Linked DNA regions of Homo sapiens: region 1 is linked to region 2. A link is a loop called in an ENCODE intact Hi-C map of the cell type or tissue named here. Cell type or tissue: heart right ventricle. All regions are shown on one strand. Each heading gives the region's core, and the rest is flanking DNA. Links, peaks and the distances in the headings are about the cores only.

Region 1 (12,390 bases), core at 2,318-10,317, 80 kb after region 2:
TTCATGAGAACTTACAAGAAAGATAAATGAAGGAATAACAGGAATTCAATGAAACAAACTTCTCTCCTTTTAAGTTATCACATGAGTAGTGCTTCTGTGTAAAAACAAGGCAATTTTGCATCACCAAGGTTGGAGTTACACAGTTCTTGTGCTTATCAACACTTCCCTTTCCTGCACAGGGGAACAGGCCAAGAAGGTGGCCTGAAAAGCTACTCATCAGCTCCTTTGCCTTTTGCCAGGTAGAGGAATATATGTGAGCAGTGTCGAAGTGATAACTTTCTGTTTCCAAACTGAAGCAACAAGAAGGTTGAGGACCATATTAAAAATGGATACTTAAAAAAATAAAAAACAAAAATGTATACTGACATTACAGTGGGCTACAAATATATTAACTTTTTTTTGATCTTGGAGAAATTTCAAGGGCAAATATATTTGTTGAACAAATGGATAAGTAACAAACCAACCTCCTGCAATTGAAGGATTTCTGCTTCCAGACTCTTCAATTTCTTTTCACTCTCTTTGGATTGAGCAAAAATCTCATCTCTGGATGCACGAGCTTCTTCTAATTCACGTTGGTAATCCTTCATCTGAGCCTAAGATTAAATAAGAAGGTTTTGGGGTGGTTTACATTCTTAGTTTTAGTTAAAATAAAATTTTTTTAGAGATGAGCCCTGGCTGTGTTGCCCAGGCTGATCTCAAACTCAAGGCCTCAAGCATTGCTCCTGATTACAAGTGTGAGCTGCGGTGCCTGGCCCCATTCTTAGCTTGTAAACATGGTATTTTTTTTCTAGATTATAAAAGTAATATACATTCATTGTAAATATAAAAGTATATGGGAATGACAAGGATATCGTAAGAAAACTACAGATCAAAATGAAATCCCTTATGAATACAAATGCAAAAATCTTCAACAGAATAGTAGCAAACTGAATCTGGCAACATGTAAAAAGGATTATACACCATGACCAAGCAGGATCTATCTGAGGAATGCAAGGTTGGTTTGACAACCAAAAATGAATTAATGTAACCATATGATCATCACAATAAATGCTGAAGAAGCACTTGACAAAATCTAATACCCTTTCAATATAAAAATGCTCAACAAGCTATGAACAGAAGGAAATTTCTTCAACTCTGATTAAGGGCATCAATGAAAAACTGACAGCCAATATCATACTTAAGGATCAATGACCAAATGCTTTCCCTCTAAAAGATGAGCAACAAGACAAGGATGTCTGATCTTGCCACTTCTACTTAACAATGCAATAGAGATTCTAGCCAGGGTAATTAATTAGGCAAGATAAAGAAATAAAAGATATCCAGATTGGAAAGGAAGAAGTAAAACTAGTTCAATTTGCAGATGATCTGATATTGTATATAGAAAATCTTAAGGAAGACACTGAAAGAATTAGAACTGCTGGTAATATGGACAGTAAAAGAAAAGAAAGCCCACAAGAACTAATTGATGAGTTTAGCAAGATTGCGGGATACAAGATCAACATACAAACATCAATTATATTTCTATACACCAACTATGAACATTCAAAATAAAGCAATTACATTTATAATACCATCAAAAGAATATAAACTTAGGTATAAAGAAAAAAAGTGAAAGACTTGTATACCAAGAACTACAAAACGTCACTGAAAAAAATAAAAAAGATCTAAATAAATGGAAAGATTATCCATGTTTGTAGACCAGAAGACTTAATATTGTTAAAATAGCAATACTCTCCAAATTGATTTACACATCAACACAATAAACTATCAAAACCCAAGCTGGCTTTTTTTTTTTTTTTTTTTGGTGGCAGAAATTAAGCTAAGGCAGGTGTGGAAATCATTTACTCAAAGAATTTATATCCAGAATACAGAATTGTTTCAACTCAATAATTAAAAGAGAGCTCAGCTGTTTAACCTCATTAGTCATTAGAGAAATAAAAATAAAAGCCACAATGAAATGTCACTTCACACCCACTAAGATGGTTACAATCAAAAGATGGACAATAACAAATGTTGACAAGATGTGGAGAAATTGGAACCCTCATACATAGCTGGTAGGAACGTAAAACTGCAGTGACTGTGGGAAACAGTTTGGCAGTTCCTCAAAGTTAAACACAGAGGTACCATATAACCCAGCTCAATTCCACTCCTAGGTATATTTCTGAGAAAACTGAAAGCACATGTCCACACAAATGCATATGAATGTTCATAGAGGCATTATTCAGAAGTCAAAAAAATGGAAGCAACCCAAATGTCCAACTGGGGGATAGACGAGTAAAATGTGGTAGATGTATCCACACAGTAGAGTGTTACTCAGTAATAAAAAGGAGTGCGGTACTTGTTCATGTGGCTACATGGATGAACTTTGAAAACATCATGCTAAGTGGAAAACCAGTCACAAAAGGCCACATATTGTATGATTCCACTGATATGAAATATGGAACAAAGGCAAATTTATAGAGACTGAAAGATTAGTAGTTGATTAACGCAGGATGCAGCAGGGATACAGGGAATGGGGAGTGACAGCTAATGGGTGGAGGATTCTTTTGGGAGGGACCAAAATGCCCCAAATATGATAGTGGTGATGGCTGAATAAGCCTATGAATAACTAAAAAACACTGAAAACACTAAACTGGCGAATTGTGTGGTATGTGAACTATATTTCAATAAAGCTGTTAAATAAAATCACAGTATTATAGTTTATATTCTTTGTAATTAATTAGCTTAATAACTTTTATAATTAGCTAATAAAAATCTTGAGCCCAGGCTGCAGTGAGCCATGACTGCACCACCATACTTCACCCTGGGTAGCAGACTGAGACTCTATCTCTGGGAAAAAAAACAAAAAAAAAATCTTTATATTTAGCTTCAAAAAAAAAAAAAAAAAAAAAAAAAAAAAAAAAAAAATGGAAACAAGTTCCTACCAACCTATTACCCAGAGATGACTTTCCCTCCAAACTTTTTTCTAGGTATAGTATGTCTGCCTACATGTCTGTATGTGAAAATGTATACACACACATGTGTAGAGTTACAAGTCAAACCGTCCTACACCATATTTTCCTTTATTCATTTAAGTCTGGCCATCATTCCCCACACACCCCATCACTTAGATGGTTAGCAGTCCATTGACATTTAGGGGGTTTCCATTTTTGCTATCATAAATAACAAAACTTCTGCTAAAGATCTTTGTACATAAAAATTTCTTCTTTATATTTTGTTAAATTTTCAAGATGTATCAACAAGGTCAAAGGAAAAGTTTTCATCATTAACGGACCAGTTCCCCTGAGAAGTTGCTCCCATCCATCCTATAGGTGAGGGCCCCCTGCCTGCCTGCTCACACCATGAACTCTTGCAGAGATCACTTCTTGTCATTGTGGTAATGAAAACTGGCACATCATCTGGGTAGAAAAAGTGACGATTAAAACAGACCAAAAAGATCACAAAAGCTACAGCACTAAGGGGCTGGGTCAACATGACCCTCCTCTCGAGGTGAGGAAGGGTGGGTTTTAAGCATCGCCACAGGCTCTCAGGGCCACAGGAGGCCAGCATGATGCCTCCACCCCAACTGTGTTGCTAAGTGCATTCAAGTATCTCCTGTGGACACAGCGGACACACAAGCACTCTCTTTATGGCCTGCTGCCCCACCCCCGGCCACGCTGACAGCGGTGCTGTGCCCCCCAGCTTCACTGCTGGACTCTGTGTAAAAGCCACATAGGTCACGTGGTGCCATCCAGAGACTCCATGGGTGAAGGCACATACCTGGAGCTTGCGGAGCTGCTTAATCACCTCATCCCGAGCTTTGTTCGCAGCCTCGATTTGGGCTTCGAGGTCCTTCAGGTCTATCTCCATCTTTTTCTTTGAAGCTACAGCAAGCGCCCGCTGTTTCCTCTCATCCTCCAGCTCCGCCTCGAGCTCCCGCACCTAATGGACAACATCGGGTTATGCTGGGTTACATCCAAGTATCTGCTCGCAGAACAGGCAGACTGTTCTCAAGTGGGGGGCTCTGGTTACTCGGGTGAGTGGAAACTTCTGTTACTCTGTAGAGGTCTCTGTTACCAAACAGTTACTATCAACAGAAAACCACAGTAGCTGAATTTTGTTCAAAGGGGTCTTTAAACACCACCACCTAGTACAAACCATCCCACTGACTGCTACGAGGGCATGCGAGAAGGCAGCCAGTGACCTGAGCTCGGTGTAGATGAAGCCAAGATGGAAAAACCCAAGACAATACGGTAACCATGTAATAAAGGCTGGGGTAGGCACAGAGCGGGCATGGGGTGGTTGCTAAGAGGTACAGAGGACTAAGCAGGCATTCCTGTTTCCTAGAGCTGTGAGGACATGGGGCATGGCCATGTTGCAGGGGTGTCAGAACCAGGCAGAAACTGCCTTTGATCAGCAGGAAAGGGGGGAGCAGTCAAAGCTGTCCAATGGAGGAGGGACAAAATGAAGGCCTGCTCTGGAGCAGGCAGATGGGAGAGTGAGGATGAGTAAGATGTGGGCTGGAAACCGAGGTGGACACACCTGTCAGCCACTCACTCACTCTGTGGCACTCTTCACTCAGCCTCCTAGTGTGCAGTGGGGATAGGGAACTGTGCTCACACTGTGTGAGGGATGCTCAGAAGAAGGTGCTCTGGAGTCCTTAAACCAAATCCTAACGCCTCTGTCACCAATGATGAGGACCAGACACAGAGCTGTTGAGCTCCAAACCTTATCAGCCCATGAGTCCACAGGGACTGTGTGTCATTGCCTTGACATGGTCTTCCCAACCTGTCCTGCTTCTTCCACTTATTCAGCCATAAATGAATGTTTCGTCATGTATTTATTAAGGTATAGGTCATAAATACCTTAATAAATACCTGCACCCTATGTAGTGCAGTAGCAGCTGGAGGCTCAGCGAGCAAAGAAAGGTCCCTGCCTTCACAACCTTCCGCTTCCTGCAAAGAGGATGATGGCTGGTGTGGGAGCTGGTATGGAGGCACCAAGGCTTGACGGAGTGGTGGCTCCACTGGTCCTCTCCAAAGGGGAGAAACAAGGCCACCGCTGCTGCTGCTCTGCAGGGGTTGGCATGGGAGAGGAGGAGCAGGGCAGCTGCTTCCGCATAGGGCAGAGGTGCTCGTCATCTGCTTGCTGTGTTCTGCAGAGACCTGGGGCTGTACCTCAAGGCACAGGATAGCAGAAGGCTCCTAATGTAGAGCCACTTACATGAATTTCAAAGTGTGGTTTAAAAAAATTTCTACAAATTCTTTAATACTCCCCACCTTAAAGAGTTGGAGCATAATCTCCTCTTGAATGTGGGCCAGACTTAGTGACTTGCTTCTAATAAACAGAATAAACAAGTGATCACATGAGACTTGGGAGATGAGGTCATAAAAGGCCCGGAAGCTTCCTCCTTGCTTGCTTTCTTTTGGATCTCTCACTCTCCTGAAGCTCCCTCCAGGACAGTCAGGAGGCCCATGTGGTGAGCTGCTGAGGCCTCCTGCTGACACCATGTGTGTGAGTCAGTTTGGCACGCTCCTCCAGCCCTGGTCAGGCCTTCGAATTATGCAGCCAGGGCCGAGGTCCTTACTGTACCAGAACCACTGACTCAACTGCTTCCCAATTCCTCACCCACAGAAACTGTGACAAAAATGTTGTCACAGTTTGCAATAATTTGTTAAGTTTGGGGTAATTTCTTATCCAGCAATAAATGATCAATAATTAGTGGAGTGAAAATAACAAAATAAAGCAAAATTCAGTAATTCCAAATCTGGCCGGGCATGGTGGCTCATGCCTGTAATCCCAGCACTTTGGGAGGCCAAGGCGGGCAGATCACCTGAGTCCAGGAGTTTGAGACCAGCCTGGCCAACACGATCAAATCCCGTCTCTACTAAAAATACAAAAATTAGCTGGGCATGGTGGTGTGTGTCTGTGGTCCCAGCTACTTGGGAGGCTGAGACAGGAGAATCACTTCAATCTGGGAGGCAGAGGTTGCAGTGAGCCAAGATCGTGCCACTGCACTCCAGCCTGGGTGACAGAGCGAGACTCCGTCTGAAAAAACACACACACACACACACACACACACACACACACACACCCCAAATCCAAAACTTACTGCCATGAACTGGAAGGGACTGGCAAAATACCCACAATTCATTTTTAAAGTAAAGTTTTAGACTAGAAATTTAACATATATGCAGAAAAGTGTCTAATATACATTCAGAAAAGTATACAACTTATACATGGATAGCAACTTTATAAAAGGACAAATTTAAATATCTGCTCTTTTTCCTTTTGAAGAGTGATCTAATTATTAGGACTTGGAATCTGAACCACAGACATCTGCCGAATCACCGTGTCTGGGATGCATCAATTCTTTCCTATACCCATGTTCTAAGACAAGGAACTTGAACCTAACCACGGATTCCTTTGGGAGTCCACTGAGGGCTTTCTGACTGATAAGTGTCTGGCTTGTAGGCAGGAATGATACTGAGAAATAGTAAGACCTAAACTAATTACAATAAAATTTAAATAATAAAATTCTCAAATGACCAAATAAATTCATTTTACTCTATGTGTTACTCTGTGTTTACTCAGATGTGTTCTAACACGAATGAACAGGATACTGACCCAGAGCTGGGCTTTGAGAGCCTGCACCCCTTGTTGTGGAGGCCGCACCCTCTGCCCTACCTGTTTGATCAGCAGCCGCTTCTTCTCTTCATTCTGCTCATCCCTGGTTTGCAGGTCTCTCTCGAACTGCGCCTTCATGGCCTGCATGTTGACCTCCAGACGAAGCTTGGCATCTTCCGTGGCCTGGAGTTCGTCTTCCAGCTCCTCCAGCTGGGTCCTCATTTCCTCCACCTGCTGCTCTAGGGCCCGTTTGGATTTTTCAAGTTCGTGAACCTAAACCACCGAAGCATCAGGAAAGAGTTGACCGGGGTGGAGGCACATATGAAGAACAGCAGTCTTACTGTTTTACAGGCCCACTCGTGGCATGCTGGCCACTTTGGTCCCCCTGGGCCGGCCCCCTGCCACATGCATACACATCCTTCCCTCTCCCCTGAAAGCTGCTGCTATTCTCCATTTCAGTGTATGCAGTTCAGAACTACAGTGCGGATGTCTTTATTCCCACGTGTTCTCTGGTCATCCTCCTCTGATGACCTTTAAGCTGAGAGCTCTTCAGTGAGCCAAAGAACAAAGGAAACAGCCATGTCAGGGAACCTGTCTGTTGACTGACTCCTTGCCTGCTGTCTGTGAGGAACAAGTACAACAGTACATCTCTTCTTGCTGTAGAGAAGATCATTCGTATTGAAAAGCACATGTGGAAACTGCTGATTATTAGGGTGGCTTGGGCCTAAGAAGCAGGGCACAGTACACAGGCCTTGATCTTTCTCTGGACAAAGATGCCCCCAGCACCATTTCCCTCATTCTCTGCGCCAAGCACTGTGCTGAGAGCTCCACCTCCTGTGCCCTTTGACCCTCACAGCAGCCTTTGGAGGGAGGCCTTGGTGCTGCTGTGCACCCCCTCTGGGGTCCAGGACCACTGCAGTTCTCACGGGGACAGGCGCGGGGAATCCTAGGACAGGAGGAAGGTCCATTTCTACAGTGTCTGGTGCTCAGTAGGCACAAAAGACCTGTTTGTGGGATCAACATGTGAGTGTTGATGCTACAGAAAACGAACATGAAATCAACTGTAGAGTTCTCTCTCCACATTTCACTGTGTAACCATGGCCACTTCTACTTTCAGTGGCCTCTTTTTGTCCATGGGGCTAGTCCCTGGGCGCCAAGTTGTAGGAGACCCAGCAGAAAGGTGGGACCACCTTCGCTGACTTATGATGTGGCCAGATGGCCCATAGCACATGAAAATGAGATCCTGCCTTTTTAGAGGACTTTGTGTGCTTTTCAAAGCAGATGCAGTAACTTCATGAAATTGGGCAAGTATAATGTCCATCTGGCAGATAAGGAAACTTAGGCTTCAAAAGCTTAAGTGGCTTCCCATGGTCAGAATGGAAGCCTGTGGAGGAGCCAGGGAACCTTGCCTTTGATACCAGGCCTGGGTTTGTTTTGCTATCTTCAACACGTCATACACTAAGGGAGAGACGTAGGGTAAATAAATATCATGGCAGCTCTTGTGGAAGATGTATGCAATGGAAAGAAAAACTGTGCCACAGAAGCTTCCAAGCTGTGGATAAGCCCCCAAAGCTACTGAAGCTCTCAAAGAAAACAGTGGGGCCTCCCTGGGAAGAACCAGGTCAGAGGGAGCTGCCATTCCCTCCTCCTCCTCTCCAGGTCCCCACTCACCTCATGTTTGATAACTACCTGTGACGGCAGAACCATGAAACCTTTTGTTGAAAGGCCCTCCTGCCAGGATGCAGGCTGGAGCAGGGAGGGCAGTGAAAGGACAAGAAGAAACATGTTCACCTCCAGCCAGTGCTGGGGGAAGACTGCAGAAAACCTCACAGCAGTCCCAGAAGACCTGAACCCCGTACGCATGCACAGGCCAAAACACTCCTAGATGGCTTTGCTGCTGGGCTGTGCATTCCCAGGTCCTTCAGGCTCCCCTGAGGAGTCGCCCGCTCCTGTGTGAAGGCCCAGGCCCCTGGGATACTCTCCCGTGCGGAAGTGTGGAGCCCACCAGGCGACTTACGTTTTTTCCCACATCATCTTTGGAGCTCATGAGGTCTTCCATGTCTGCTCGGAGCTGCTTGTTCTGCCTCTCAAACTCCTCCTTGGCCTCCAGGGCTTCCTCGAGGGCCCGGGCCAGTGACAGGGCTTTGGTTTCTTTCTCTCTGGCCTCGGCTTCGGCCCGGTCCCGCTCTTCGGCATAGCGAGCAGAGATGCTCTTCTCTTCTGCTAACAGCTGTGCAGAAGGGGATGGGGGAATACGAAAAACCGAAACAGTGACATCAACTTTTCTCTTCCACCATGTGGCTGATTTATCGCTAGAGTGCTGCCACTAGATTATGGTGTTCTTGTATTTCCTTTTTTTTTTTTTTTTTGCTTTCCCTTTTTCCAATTTTGATATAAACATGTATCACATTTAAATGCCTTTAAATAAGATTATTTTAAACCAAACGAACAAAAGCAAGAGCTCTGCCAGGAGGAAACGACACGTGGCCGACCCACCTGGTCAAACTTCTTCTGCTTCTTCTCCAAGTTGGAGGCGACCTGGCGCTGGTGGTCCAGGTCCACCGTGAGGTCGTCCAGCTCCTGCTGCAGGCGGTTCTTGGTCTTCTCCAGTTTGTCATACGCCAGTGCCTTCTCCTCCAGGCGCTGGCTCAGGGCCTCCGCGTCCTTCAGAAGCTTCTTCTTGGCTTCTTCCAGACTTTCAATTGTTCCCAGGTCGTCATCTACTTTCTTCTTGGTATCAGCCAACTAGGTTTTGTGTACGGACAAACAGAAAGCTCAGTATTAATGTACTCAATTGGGGCCAGGCATGGTGGCTCACGCCTGTAATCCCAGCACTTTGGGAGGCCGAGGCGGCAGGATCACTTGAGGTCAGGAGTTTGAGACCAGCCAGGCCAACATAGTGAAACCTCATCTCTACTAAAAATACAAAAATCGCCTGTCTGTAGTCTCGGCTACTGGGGAGGCTCAGGTGGGAGGATCACTTGAGCCCAGGAGGTGGAGGCTGCAGTGAGCTGAGATCACGCCACTGCACTCCAGCCTGGGCGACAAAGTGAGACTCTATCTCAAGGAAAAAAAAAAAAGAACTCAATTGGTTTTTGCCTTTGAAGAAAAAAAAAACCTTTTGTTTTTAATATTTTGAGAGAAGAAAAATCAATACTGTGATTTTAAAACAAATGAGTCTTAGACTGTCACTTAATTTCTTAGCTAATAGTCCATAAAATGATGACTGGATTGAAATCTTACATCGTTGACACAGTCCTAGGTCCTTATTTTAAGGGCTTCCAGCATTATAACCAGCATGTGGCTGGGTCAAGAAAAACCATTTAATGGGCTTAATTTAGTACGACCTAATTAACTGTCCCAAATGGAGCTGAGACAGCCCAGCACAGCAGGGCCAGGATCTGCTGAAGGCACACATCGAGGCCACCGCGGCCTCCTAAAGAGGACGCACACCTGGGACTGCAGGGCCAGCACTTGCTTCTCCAGGTTCTTCCTGGCCTCCTCCTCCTCCTCCTGCTGCTCCTGAAGACTGTTCTTCTCCTCTTCCAGCTGCCGGATCCGACTGCTCAGGTTTAGTTTCTGGCGTGTCTCCTCCTGAAGAAGCTCCTGTGTTTTTTTTTTAAAGGGCAACACTTCCATTACATTTATCACCAAAACAAATACACCTGTATTAAAGAATTCATGTCGTACAAAAGAGACAGCCTCAATGCATGAGAACGCCCAGTGACATTAACAAACACAGATGATTTAAAAACACACACGATAACTTTGTAAAAGCTCTTCACACCAACACTGCTTCAGACTCATCTCTGAAAAACGAATGGCGGCGCCATCCACCCAGGGGCCCAGGCTGGAGCCTCCAGGCATCCCCGAGGCCTCCCCTCCTGCGTCCCCCACCACACCCCGCCTCTCCTCAGTCACGCCTGGAATCCCTTCCTCTCCACCCCCTGCCCCGTCTTAGTTCAGGCCCTCAGCCCTTCGAACTAGGATCACCTCTCCCGTCTTAGGCATCCCTCAGTTATCGTCCTTTGTATTTCCTGCCAGATTGACTTCTAAAATGTAAGCACAAACATGTTTTTCCTGTTACTTTCAGACTGCAAAGTCTTCAGAGGCATTGGTTGTGTGGAGCAGAATTTCTGGGCCATGGCTTCGGCCTCCTCTAGTCTCACTCACCAGGCCGCACCTTGTCATGCATGGGGTGTGCTTTGGTAAAAATGAACTTGTCCCCAACTGCCTAATTATTCCACTTTTGGCCTGTCTGAGATTTTTTTTTTTAATCCCCAGCACCTAGCCTAAAGCCTGGCAAATAAACACTCATAAGTGTTTGTAAATTTAACAAAACTAAGCTGTAAAACTCCAAGAATAAAGTGCTACATTATTTTCAAGTAACCTGTAGCTGACTTAAAAACATCCCTAACGGATGATGCAATACAGGTCTTAACAGTCTGATAAGCCTCAACTCACCCTTTTACAAAATGGACTGTTTCTCACAGGTCAGCACGATGAAATTCCAACCATAAGGAAACAATCTTATTGGAAATGGCCAGCAAGACATTGTGTGCAGCAGGACCATAGCTTGGGTCAACCACAGCCCAGGCAGCGGCCGTGAATGGCAGCTGGAGCTGTCTCCGAGGCCACCCACGTGCCTGCCAGACACACGAACCCCAGGGGCTCTACATCAAGACACTGAGCTTCCAGGGAGAAATCCCGAGTAGCAAGGCTGGCTCCAAATAAAAGTATGACATAAAACTAGTAAGAGGTGACACAGAAGGCAATTCTGGGGCCAGCATATTTCACCAGCTTATATATTACAGAAATGTTAGTTATTATAAAGACCCCTTGCTCCCCAGGGAATACCTGTGTATCCTGTAGTTGAGACTCAAGACTAGCTGCATCCTTAGCAAATTTAATACCCTTCTTCTCTGCTTCTTCCAGAAGGGTGGAGACATTATCTAGCTCATTCTGTAAGGAGCAGAAGATTAAATTCAACTCAATAGTAAGCAAGCAGAAAGGGTCTAGAAACACAGCTTTTAAACAGAACACAGAGAAGAACTCGGCGGGAGTGTGAACCTGAAACTACCCATTCAGTTAAGGAAGACTCACCACCAAGAGTCTGTTGCCTTCAAACGGAGCTCAAATAAGTAGGTACTAGAACCTGCCTCCCTGGCCACCTTAATAGTCTCTACCCATGAAAAGGACAGGGGGCGGGGGGTCTCCTAACTGGTTTCCTACCTTCTTCTATTTTTATCATGAAGATACAAAAATTAAAGCAAAGCCTCTGAAAGAGTGACTGTATCCTCTGTGGGGAGGCTGAAGGCCAGCAGGTGCTTGATTTTGGTCCTTCACACGAATATGCGTTAACCATATGTTTTGGGAGGAAAGTATAATTCACATTCTTATAGAACTTGAAGCTTCTATAAAAGGGGTACAAGAAAGTTTTTTTTTTTTTTGAGATAGTCTCACCCTGTCGCCCTGGCTGGAGTGCAGTGGTGCAATCTGGGCTCACTGCAACCTTTGCCTCCTGGGTTCAAGCGATTCTCCTGCCTCAGCCTCCCGAGTGGCTGGGATTACAGGCGCTTGCTACCGCGCCCGTCTAATTTTTTGTATCTTTAGTAGAGACGGGGTTTCACCATGTTGGCCAGGCTGGTCTCGAACTCCTGACCTCCTGATCTGCCTGCCCCGGCCTCCCAAAGTGCTGGGATGACAGATGTGAGCCACCACACCCGGCTGGAAGTTCTTTTAGGTTTCAAAAAACTGGTATTATATGTTCATCATGAATATTTA
Region 2 (12,390 bases), core at 2,649-10,648:
ACCAGTCTGGCCAACATGGTGAAACCCGATGTCTACTAAAAATACAAAAATTAGCCGGGTATGGCAGTGCGCATCTGTAATCCTAGCTACCTGGGGGGCTGAGGCGGGAGAATTGCTTGAACCTGGGAGGCAGAGGTTGCAGTGAGCTGAGATCACACCTCTGCACTCCAGTCTGGGCGACAGAGCAAGATTCGTCTCAAAAAAAAAAAAAAAAAAAAGGTTAAGATGGTAAATTTTGTTATATGTATTTTACCACAATAAAAAAGGTAACTGCTGTTATTAGCAGTTAGTTTTGTGCATATTATTTATATTTATATGTACACAAACAAATACAAATAGGGATTTGTATTCCCTGTTTTTTTTTTTCCTTTGAGAGATAGGGTCTCACTCTGTCGCCCAGGCTGGAGTGCAGTGTTACAATCGCAGCTCACTGCAATCTCGACTTTCCATGCTCAAGTGATCCTCCCACCTCAGCCTCCTGAGTAGCTGGGACCACAGGCACGCCACCACACCTGGATAATTTTTTAATTTTCTGTAGATACAAGGTGTCGTTGTGTTGCCCAGGCTGGTCTTGACCTCCTGGGCTCAAGAAATCCTCCCGCCTCAGCCTCCCAAAATACTATGATTATAGACATGAGTCAATATGCCCCTCCTTCCCCCCGTGTTTTTTTTTTTTTTTTGTTGTTGTTGTTTTGTTTTTGAGATGAAGTCTCATTCTGTTGCCCAGGCTGGAGTGCAGTGGCGTGGTCCCAGCTCACCGCAACCTCTGCCTCCCGGGTTCAAGCAATTCTCCTGCCTCAGCTTCCCAAGTAGCTGGGATTACAGGTGCCCGCCATCACGCCTGGCTCATTTTTGTAGTTTTAGTAGAGACAGGGTTTCACCAGGTTGGTCAGGCTGGTCTCGAACTCCTGACCTTAAGTGACCCACCTGCCTTGGCCTCCCAAAGTGCTGGGATTACAGGATTACAGGTGGCTGTTAGCCACCGTACCCAGCCCTTCCCCGTTTTTAATCTAAAGGTGTGCACCACACGCATGCTGGTGCATCTTGCTTGTTTTACTGGACAGCACAGCTTGGAGCTTTCTCCCTTAGGTGCATATACAGTTGTTGAATCTGAGTTTTCAGTAGCTTCCCCAGGTGATGTTAAGGAGCAGCCTGTGTGGGAACCTCTGCCCCCAGAGATCACTGGGGTCCTGGGTAGCTTGGAGAGGTATTCCTTCCTCCAGGCTAGGGGAGGAGGACTGGAAGTTGAGGTGGCTCAGCTCAGATGGAGGCCCAAAGGGCCCCCAGGAGCCTCTAGAGTAACCTGCTCTCTGTCCCCACCATCTTCACTGTCCCCAGCTTTCCCTGCACAGCATCTCCAGGGAAGTGGGATCCATGAAGCTCCTGACTTTCCTGCTCCCCCGGAGGGACACTGGGTGTCCAGGCGCAGGGGCATTCCGCAGCTCTCTGCACTACCTTCCTGCCACTCCCTGTGGGGACAGAGTGGATACAGCAGGCAGGGGCAACCCTGATGGGATGGGGTCACTCATGCCATTTGGAACCTTATGCCAGGGCTGACATTTTAATAAGAGTAAGTGTGAGTCACCCTGAATATCTAAGGCAGAGGGGTTGGAGGCTGGGGAGCAAACATGGGGCCAGGAACTGCAGGCCCGACCCAGAAGCAGTGGAGAGAAGAGAGGTGGGGAAGGGGATGGGATAGAGTGAGAATGCGAGTTTACAGTTAAGGCCAACCTTTGGCAGGGCAGAGACTCTTGGTCTGTTTACATCACTGCCGTCCATGAAAAGACACCTGGCAATGATCTTTGCCATGCTGTTGTGGGCAGGCCTAGATTACCGACCAGGGCCCGGATAGGGGACACTGAAGGTTGTGTGCTGTTTGAAGACAGCCCTGTTGCCCTGAGTGCACATAGTTGGCCAGGTGGGGCCAGCTCCAGTCCTGGCTCCAGATGAGGATGGGCTCATGCAAGGGAGGCAGGGCGAGGCAAGCTGGCTGCCCTACGTGTGCTCAGCATGAAGACAGTGAGGCGGTGCACAAGGGCAGGAGGTGGGGGCACCTCCCAGCCATGAGTGTGTGTGTGCACATGACCCTTGACCCTCCTCCCACCGCGCCTCCACTTCTCAGCATCCTGCTTGATCTGGTGACTGTGGGCAGATGGGAAGGCCTCACCAGAGAGGGCAAAGGACCCCACAAGTATGGAGTAAAGTATGGCCGTGTCCCTAGGGAAGCCTACACAGAGGCCAGGGGACGAGATCTGCTGCTTCAGTGGCCCCACAGGATGCCGCTGGGGCGTCCCGGGTGAGGCTGCAGTCTCCACAGTGAGACCAGGGGATTACCCTGGGTTGGTGCAGCCCTGAGGGTCTCCCCACCCATTTGCAGCTGTCGGCTCTGGCCTGGCTTGCTCCAGCCAGCTCAAGTGTTTGCTTTGCCCCAAGCTTCCCTGTTGTTTCACCCTCCTGGGCTCTGCCCCATTATTACATAGCCCAGGACTGCTGGTAGAACCGGGGACACCTTGGACCTCTGAACAGAACACATAGAGGCGCCTCCCTCTAGGAAGTTAATTGGAAAAAGGCCCTCTTTCTTCTCTGGCTGTGTCAGGGCACATGGCTTGGCAGGCAGAATAGGAACTGATTTTCGTTCCCAATTCACCTGCTTTGGTTCCCAAGCTCCCCAGCCCAACAATATGCAGTGGCCACAGGTCTCACCCCATCCCATCCCCTCCCTCTGAAGACTTCCTCGGCTCCCCATTGCCCTGAGGCACAGCCCATACTCAGGGAGCCCATGAAGCCCTCACTGCTCTCTGGAGACTTGCTCCAGCCAGCCCCTCTGCTGGGCTATCTTTTGCTACACAGCATGGCCACAGCTCTGGCTTCCAGCTCAGGTCCCTTGAAGGCCCTGGGCTTGTGGGCCTCTGTGATCTTTTTTTCATGCTTTTTTTTGGGGGTTGTTTCCTGGCTGGAATGCCTTTCTACCTCATTACATCTCTCCTGGCATCTCCTCTACATCTTTTTTTTTTTTTTTTTTGAAACAGGTTTTCGCTCTGTTGCCCAGGCTGGAGTGCAGTGGCACCATCTCAGCTCACTGCAACCTCCACCTTCTGGGTTCAAGCAATTCTCCCTGCTTTAGCCTCCCGAGTGGCTGGGATTATAGGCATGCGCCACCACACCTGGCTAATTTTTGTGTTTTTAGTAGAGACAGGGTTTCATCATGTTGGCCAGGCTGGTCTCGAACTCCTGACCTCAAGTGATCTGCCTGCCTCGGCCTCCCAAAGTGCTCAGCATGAGGCTGGGATTATAGGCATGTGCCACCACGCCTGGCTAATTTTTATGTTTTTAGTGTGTGTGTACATGACCCTTGACCCTCCTCCCGCCGCAGATGTGCGCCACCGCCCTTGGCCTTCCTCTATATCTTTTAATACCTCGATGAAGGGAGATCCTATTTCACACATCTCTGTAGGCTCTGGCACAAAGACCCAGTATTATTAGAGCCCAATAAATGTTTAAGTAAAAAAAAGCTGCCTTCTCAAGCCTAACTCATGTGTGTTGGGCCAGTAGTGAGGTGAAGGGGGTGTTTGAGCAACACAGTCATTCTACTTTCCATTCTTTTTTTTGTTTTTTTGAGACAGAGTCTCACTCTGTCACCCAGGCTGGGGTGCAGTGCAGTGGCGCAATCTCGGCGCACTGCAACCTCCGCCCCCGAAGTTCAAGCAATTCTCCTGCCTCAGCCTCCCAAGTAGCTGGGATTACAGGCACCTGCCACCACGGCCAGCTAATACTTTTGTATTTTTTGGTAGAGATGGAGTTTTACCATGTTGGCTAGACTGGTCTCGAACTCCTGACCTCAAGTGATCTGCCCGCCTCAGCCTCCCACAGTGCTGGGATTACAGGCATGAGCCGCGGCACCCAGCAAAAACATCCATTTCTTAAAAATATCTTAAACATGGCCTGGCCTGGCACCGTGGCTCACACTCGTAATCCTGGCTCTTTGGGAGGCGGAGGTGAGTGGATCGCTTGAGCTCAGGAGTTAGAGACCAGCCTGGGCACCATAGTGAAACACCATCTCTACTAAAATACAAAAATTAGCCAGGTGTGGTGGAGCGGATCTGTAATCCCGGATACTCGGGAGGCTGAGCCATGAGAATTTCTTTTGAACCTGGGAGGCAGAGGTTGCAGAGATCGCGCCACTGCAGTCCAGCCTGGGAAAAAATACGAAACAAAACACAACCCTTAAACATAAGCATTCATACCTTTAACAGCCTCAAATATAAGTGTCTGTACCTTAAAAATATAATTAGGGGCCGGGCACGGTAGCTCACGCCTGTAATCCCAGCACTTTGGGAGGCCGAGGTGGGTGGATCACGAGGTCAGGAAATTGAGACCATCCTGGCCAACATGGTGAAACCCCGTCTCTACTAAAATACAAAAAATTAGCCGGGCGTGGTGGTGCGTGCCTGTAGTCCCAGCTACTCGGGAGGCTGAGGCAGGAGAATCTCTTGAACCTGGGAGGTGGAGGTTGCAGTGAGCGGAGATTGAGCCACTGCACTCCAGCCTGGCGACACAGCAAGACTCTGTCTCAATTAATTCATGAAACGGTACAAACTTTAATTAATTAATGCAAACTTCTAAGTATAAAAAGGTTCACTTGTGTACCATCTGAAGTGCCACTCATGCGGACTCTGGCACGAGTGGGTGAGAGCTGGCGCCCACGCAGGGGACAGAAACTTGGGATCCCAGAGCTAGAAACAGGCGACTCTAGAACTTTCCGTGGCTGAGCCCAAGGCCCGGGTGAAATGCTTGACCCGAGAGCCCTTTCGATGGGAAACCACTGAAGTGGATCAAACAAAAGAATTCAGAGAAAAGTAGCTTGGACTCTTTCAACAGGATGAAACTAGCAAGGAAGGACGGTGACCCGAGGGTGCGGGCTGGGGAGGAAGTGGAGACAGCAGGGCGGGACACCAGGTGAGCAGAAAGGGGCTGAGTCATGGCCCAAGCTTGTGCCAGCCGGGGCAGCGCGGGGCTGCACTCCTGGCACCCACCTCACGGATTCCCTCTCACTGTTGTCAAGTGACCCACTCCCGGGGCAGAGATGCTTCAGGACAGGCGGGGGAGGGAAGCCACCAAGACAGTGGAGAGGTTTGTTCTCAGGGACACGGCAGCATTTGGAGAAACAGTGCTTGACGTGAGCTGGCCGCCTTGGAGGATTTTCTGAGTTGGCAGTGTTCATCCCAGGGCTTAAATCCTCCCGGACAGCTAGGAGGCCTCAATTCTTGAGACAGGTAAGGCCCGGGTCAGGGACAGAGTTCAGAGTAAGAACAATCTTATTTTCGGATGATAAAAATAGCACTACTATTGAAAAAAAATGTGGAAAATTTTAACACACACATAAACACACACGCACACACACACACACACACACACACACACACAATACAAGCTGTACACCACTTCTACAGAAAACTACCATTAATATTTTGGTGTTTATTCCAGCGTGCATATATATATATAGCCATATAATATATAATTATGTTAAAATGTATAGTTGTATTTATACATATGATATATAATTATTTTTAAGATAAATGAGGTCACATTGTATGAATGCTTTTGGGACCTTTTTTTTTTTTTCAATTGTTAACTTTTAATCCCAATAAACATTCTTTTAGATCCTCTTTTTAAATAGATGTAGTAATTTGCTTAATTAATCTCATGTTGATTCATATTTAGGTTGTTTCCAATTTTTCCCTATTATAAAAATTGTTGGCCGGGCGCAGTGGCTCATGCCTGTAATCCCAGCACTTTGGGAGGCCGAGGTGGGCGGATCACCTGAAGTCAGGAGTTCGAAACCAGCCTTGACCATCATGGTGAAACCCTGTCTCTACTAAAAATACAAAAATTACCTGGGCATCATGGCATCCACCTGTAATCCCAGCTACTAGGGAGACTGAGGCAGGAGAATCGCTTGAACCCGGGAGGTGGGGGTTGCGGTGCGCTGAGATGGCGCCATTGCACTCCAGCTTGGGCAACAAGGGTGAAACTCCATCTCAAAAAAAAAAAAAAAAAGTCTGCAGTAAGTGTTTTTACTGCAATATATTGGTGGTATTTCCTTAAAATAAATTACTAGCAATGGAATCGATAACTCAAAGGATAATATTGTTTTAAGGCCTTGTGATAAATATTGTAAATTTGCCTTTTAGGAAGGTTGTGCCTTCCTAAATGAGGTCATGAGGTCAGGAGTTCGAGACCAGCCTGACCAACATGGTGAAACCCCGTCTCTACTAAAAATACAAAAATTAGCTGGGTGTGGTGGCACGCTCCTGTAATCCCAGCTACTCAGGAGGCTGAGGCAGGAGAATCGCTTGAACCCGGGAGGTGGAGGTTGCAGTGAGCCGAGATCACGCCACTGTACTCTAGTCCGGGTGACAGAGCGAGACTCTGTCTCAAAAAAAAAAAAAGAATGTCCATGTGAATGTTGCAAACGCTTTCTTATAGGGACCAGTATTAAATCTTTGTGGTTTTACCCTGAGTCAGAACACTAAGAGCCTGGTTTATTTACTGACCACTTGCTTTGACGCTCGTGAGAAGGCTGTTCTGTTGAAGTCGTAATGCTTTGCACCCAGTAGGAGCTCAACAAATGCCTAATGAGCTGAACTCAATTGAGAAGGTCAAGGGGCTAAGCAAACATGGGGGTGCTGCATCATTGCCATTTAGAGAGTAACGAGTTATCTGAACCAGCGACAGGAATAGTGAATGGTGAGTGTTGAAGGGGCAGAAATAAAGAACCAAGGGATCCGTTACAGAAGGCTCAGACCTTGAGCTGCAGCTTTGAGAGGGAATGCCTGGAGCCGAAATGAGCGATACATACCTAATCACGGCCAGCAGGTGGCGCTCTAAAGATGTCTCGTTGCTATCCAGACTCCCAGCCAAGATCTTGCTGGAGCACCGGGAAGTGGAAACTGAGTGAGGCATGGGGAACCTCTCAGCCCTAACTTTTTGCGCTGTGCTTCCTCCGGAAGTGCAGTTCCCAAGATCAGGAGCCCTGTAGGTATTTTTGCTTTGTTTTCCTATGCTTGTTTGGCTTGTGGGTGTCTCTGTAGAGCACCATCCATTCAATTCAGTTTCGAACAGTATGGTCTCGAACTTTGATGAGCAAACCCTCACCTGCTTCTCTTGTGAAAATGCAAATTCTGATTCAGTAGAACTGGGGTGGGGCCTGAGATTCTGCATTTCTAACAAGCTCCCTGGTGATGACTCATGCCCAGTAGTTCTAAAATTTGTTAGAACATGCTGTGTAAAGTTCCATCTCTATGCAATATGGGAGGTGAGAGAGAAGCAAATCCAGGCTCTTCTCTCAAAGGGTTTACCAGAGTGAACACAATTTCACAGAAATGTCTGAAATACAAGTTAGAGTGTGAGCCCACTCACGGCATGACCTTGGGCAAGTTGCATGACTTCTTTGGGTCTCAGTTTCCTCATCTGTAAAATGGGAATAGTAATAGCCTCTACCTTAGAAAGTTACTTGAGAATTAAAGCAGGATATTGTACATAAAACACTTGCACAGTGGCTAGCACATAGTAAACCTCAACAAGGCTTGGGGCACCCTAAAGCAGTATGGAGTCAGGCAGGTTACCCTGGCAGGGTGGTAAATTGGAGGAAGCAAGTGGTGGGGGTCAATCCTTAAGAAGGCGCCATCTTGGGTTGGGTGCATTGGCTCGCGCCTGTAATCCCAGCACTTTGGGAGGCTGAGGCGGGTGGATCATGAGGTGAGGAGTTCAAGACCAGCCTGGCCAAAATGGTGAAACCCCGTCTCTACTAAAAATATATAAACTAGCCAGGTATGGTGGTGGGCGCCTGTAATCCCAGCTACTCAGGAGGCTGAGGCAGAGAATTGCTTGAAGCCGGGAGGTGGAGGTTGCAGTGGGCCAAGATCGCACCACTGCACTCCAGCTTGGGTGAAGAGGATGCCATCTCAGTTGTCAGGATATCCATCATCTGAGAAGAAGGGTGTCAGGAGGTGAGGACAGAGAGCCAGGAAGAGGTCAGGTGCCTTGATTAGCAGGTGGCAAACCCAAGAGCTGCTTTTGAGGGGGATTTAAGTGTGCTGAGGCTAAGCAGGAAGCAGCCTTCCTTCTGGAGATGGAGGTGGGCAGGATTTCCAGGCAGATCAAGCAGCGGCTTTCCACACACGCCCCTATTTCACATCTTTAGGAGCTTTAGGAACTTGCGAGAGGAGCTAAGAGGAGCCAAGTGTCACCCTGATCCTGCCTGCGTGCATGGCTTTGCCACATCCTGTAAAAGCCTCAGTCCCACTGCTATGGATTCCTCAGCCCAGGTCCCTAAGTTTACCCACATGCTTTAAATAGGGGTGATGTTTCTATGAACCTCTAAGATCCACAAATATTTATGGACTTAACCTCCAGGGCTCTGATGAGTGCCCCTGGGGATACAGAGACAAATCCACACAGCCCCTACCTTCACGGCTGACCCTGGGGAGAAAAGACATCACCCCGGGAAAAGGAAAAGAATGATTAGTGAAGGGTCTCCTAGCCCTTCTTAACAATGGTGCTTCTTCTAGATCGTAAGACTAATTGATGCATGAGACCTACAGCCACTGCAGAGGCAAGAGTGTTCAGGGGACTCTTTAGACCAGGGTGTCTGACCTAATAAAGCCATAAGGAGTGAGTCAGATCTGATAGGGCTGGAAGGGGACAACCACTAACAGCTAAAGGGACTAATTGGACTTGGGTGGAGCCAATTACGCACGTTATCTCATTTAAGCCCTACAAAATACTATGAGGTCAGTACCAGCATTGTTTCCGTTTATAGATGAGGCAAATGAGACTCAGAGAGCAAAGCAACTTGCTCAAGTTCTTTTTTTGTTGAGATGGAGTCTTGCTCTGTCGCCCAAGCTGGAGTGCAGTGGCACAATCTTGGCTCACTGCAACCTCCGCCTCCCGGGTTCAAGTGATTCTCCTGCCTCAGCCTCCCGAGTACGTGGGATTACAGGTGTGTGCCACCATGCCTGGCTAATTTTTGTATTTTTAGTAGAGACAGGATTTCACCATGTTGGCCAGGCTGTTCTTGAACTCCTGACCTTAGGTGATCCACTCGCCTCGGCCTCCCAAAGTGCTGGGATTACAGGTGTCAGCCACCGTGCCCGGTTTCAAGTTCTCACAGCTACAAGTGGCAGGTGGAGGCTATGGGACAAGTTCATTCTCTTGTGTACCATGTTATGTGCTTGGCCCTTGTGGAGAGACAAACAACACTGGCATTCACTGTCTCCCCACCTTAAGTAGTGACAGCTCTTCCCCATGCCTTTACCCTCCAAATACGGGGATGAAGGCAGGAAAGTGGAGGAGAGAACAGGACATCTGTCTGGAAGACCAGTGGCTTCCAAACTACACATGCAGGGGAGATGGGAAGGCTGAAGGCCTGGCTGAGAACTTGAATTTCTTCTTTCCTTCCCGAAGCACTGAAGTCTTGCTCAACCCCAGCTGAGTGATGAGGCGGGCAGGGTTGCCTCACTTCAGGGCAGCAGGCCCCAGCCTTCCTGGCTCTAATCCATTTCCCATCCTTGCGTATCTTTGGTCGGACGGTGATTCTCACTCTTCCTATTGACTTCTACTTTGTGTCAGCAAGTTCAGCGTGGGCCCCGTATGCTGCCGTGGATCTGATCAGCTGAGGCCTGAGACACAGGACCAGGTACATTGGGAGGAAAGAGCTGATTGGAGAAGGTCTGGGCCACATGAGGGTTTGCCTGAGAGATGCCAGAATGGGGGGCTCCTGATGTCTGAGGACCCTCTGTGCCCATGAGGCAGGCGGATTGTCAAAGGCTGAGGTCCATTTGGAAAGTTGGTTATGTCCCTGTGGCATGAGGGTTGGGTGACATAAAGAGACGGCTTTGGTGGTTTCCTGAAACCATATCATTTGCGCACATCTTCCCCCTGATATTCTGATCACCTTGATTTGGTTTCCTATTTCCTGAACTGCCCACATAGCATTTTTCTGGGTTGCAGAGGGAGTTCATAGGGTTCTGACAGGTTTATCTGGAGCCAACAGAGACAGTCAGTGAGATGCACTGAAGCCATGCTGAGCTGACCAAGTTAGGGGCTTGCGATCATGTCCTGGGACCTTGACTTCACTGCTCATGGGCCATTTGCTTCCCTCTGAACGTGTTTTCTCATCTACAAAATGTAAGACATCTCTATTTTTTTGGATGTTTGTAAACTTAAGCAGAATGATGATTGTGAAGGTGTTTTGTAAACTGTATGATTGTATTCTTCAGGGTTTGGGGTTACTTTTATTTCATTTTGTAAATGGAACTAGATGATTTTTCCTGATAATATAATATCTGATAAAAATTTAATCAGTACAGAGACATTGAAAGTGTTTGCATAATTCTATCTCTAAAGATTAATATTTTGGCATATAGACATCTAGACTTTTAAATGAATATTTTTATGTCAAATTCTACTTACTGTCTTTCAACCTTTTTTTCACTTAATAGTATCTCTTGAGTGTCATCTCTTGTTAATTCATAATTATCTACCTTGTCCTTTTTAACAGCTATGTAGTATTCCATTGTGTGGCTGTACCATGATTTATTAAACCAGTCTCCTATTGGTGGGTGTTTAGGGTGTTTCCAATTTATTTCTATAATAATAAACAGTGCCACAGTAAACATCACTGAATGTACATCTTTGCATACTATTATTTCCTTAGAATAAATCCTTAGATGTTGGATTGCTAGGTGAAAGGTTGTACATATATTTAGTTTTCATTCATTTGTCCAGATTCCCTTAAGAAATGTCGTACCATGGCCGGGCGCGGTGGCTCACGCCTGTAATCCCAGCACTTTGGGAGGCCAAGGCTGGCGGATCATGAGGTCAGGATATCGAGACCATCCTGGCTAACATGGTGAAACCCCGTCTCTACTAAAAATACAAAAAATTAGCCGGGCGTGGTGTTGGGCACCTGTAGTCCCAGCTACCCGGGAGGCTGAGGCAGGAGAATGGTGTGAACTTGGGAGGCGGAGCTGGCAGTGAGCTGAGATCGCGCCACTGCACTCTAGCCTGGACGACAGAGCGAGACTCCATCTCAAAAAAAAAAAGTGTCATACCATCTTATTTATTTATTTGAGGCCGGGTCTTGCTATGTTGCCCAGCCTGGTGTGAAACACTGGCCTCAAGAGATCCTCCCACCTCAGCCTCCTGAGTAGCTGGGATTACAGGCTTGAGCCACTGTACCTTCATTTGCTTAGTTTTTAGATACATATCACTGATTCCTCTCTAACAGACCTATAAAATTCCTGGCAATATGATCAACACATTAGATTATCTCTCAGTCTCTATTATCTATTAGATTATCTCTCAGTCTCTTTCTCTTATTCCTCAGAGACATCTGCCTGGTGCCTCATCCTACTGCTCCCTCTTGGATTGGTTTCTCCCCAGGACTGCTGAATGTTGTCATCTTAGGAGTTCCCTTTTCTCTTTCTTGTGTGAATCCTCTCTCTTTTGGATACCACCTTCCTTTCTTCCTCCCTCCCTCCCTCCCTCCCTCCTGCCTCTTCTCTCTTTCTGTCTCTCTGTCTCCCTCTCTCCCTCTCTCTTTCTCTCTTTCTTTCTTTTTTGAGATGGGATCTTGCTCTGTTGCCCAGGCTGGAGTGCAGTGGTGCGATCACAGCTTACTACAGTCTTGAATTCCCGGGCTTAAGCCATCCTCCCACCTCAGCCTGCCAAGTAGCTGGGGCCACAGGTGTCTGCCATCATACTTGGCTAATTTTTTGCATTTTTTTAGAGACGAGGTTTTGCCACTTTTTAATTTATATGTATACTTTTTTTTGCCACTTTATAGTTTTAACATTTATTTATTTATTTATTTATTTAGAGATAGGGTCTCACTCTGTTGCCCAGGCTGGAGTGCAGTGGCGCAATCACAGCTCACTGCAGCCTCGACCTCCCTGGGCTCGGGTGATTCTCTTAGCTCAGCCTCCTGAGTAGCTGGGACTACAGGCACGTGCTGCCATACTTGGCTGATTTTTGTATTTTTTGTAGAGACAGGGCTTCACCATGTTGCCTAGGCTGTTCTGGAACTCCTGGGCTCTTGCCTCGGTCTCCCAGCGCTGGGATTACAGGCGTGAGACACCTATTTTCCATTTTTAATGTGCCTTGCCCATTTTACATTTTTTATTGTGGTAAATAGATGGAGTCTCGCACTGTTGCCCAGGCTGGAGTGTGATGGCGCGATCTCAGTTCACTGCAACCTCTGTCTCCCAGGTTCAAGCGATTCTCCTGCCTCAGCCTCCTGAGTAGCCGGGATTACAGGCGCCTGCCACCATGTCCGGCTACTTTTTTGTATTTTTAGTAGAGATGGGGTTTCACCATGATGGCCAGGCT

The links. A loop is a pair of places that touch in the nucleus more often than their neighbours do. Peaks named below come from ENCODE experiments on the same cell type or tissue, not always from the same donor. Only the 100,000 strongest peaks of a DNase experiment are listed, where the experiment ranks them.
Region 1: a loop joins it to region 2, with 2.5 times the contacts of the local background. A loop is called at or near these places in 16 of 110 quality-filtered maps.

Annotation. Positions count from the first base shown.
Region 1 is chr17:8,483,674-8,496,063 of GRCh38, forward strand. MYH10 (myosin heavy chain 10) reads right to left here. Exons shown (of 43, transcript NM_001256012.3): 31 at 11,464-11,568; 32 at 10,060-10,212; 33 at 9,103-9,351; 34 at 8,624-8,836; 35 at 6,667-6,879; 36 at 3,760-3,921; 37 at 465-593. LOC107987245 (a long non-coding RNA gene) reads left to right here. Exons shown (of 2, transcript XR_001752780.3): 2 at 1-2,690. Among named protein-coding and RNA genes, the nearest start is that of NDEL1, 54 kb to the left of the region's middle. RefSeq lists an enhancer at 3,696-4,196 and a silencer at 4,758-5,052. In heart right ventricle, for the core only: a CTCF peak has its summit at 5,506; DNase peaks (open chromatin) are centred at 5,478 and 6,778; H3K27ac peaks cover 2,724 bases.
Region 2 is chr17:8,403,573-8,415,962 of GRCh38, forward strand. It overlaps a transcript of NDEL1 not described here. Among named protein-coding and RNA genes, the nearest start is that of RNF222, 12 kb to the left of the region's middle. RefSeq lists an enhancer at 6,719-7,013. In heart right ventricle, for the core only: a CTCF peak has its summit at 6,877 (motif pointing right); DNase peaks (open chromatin) are centred at 6,879 and 9,489.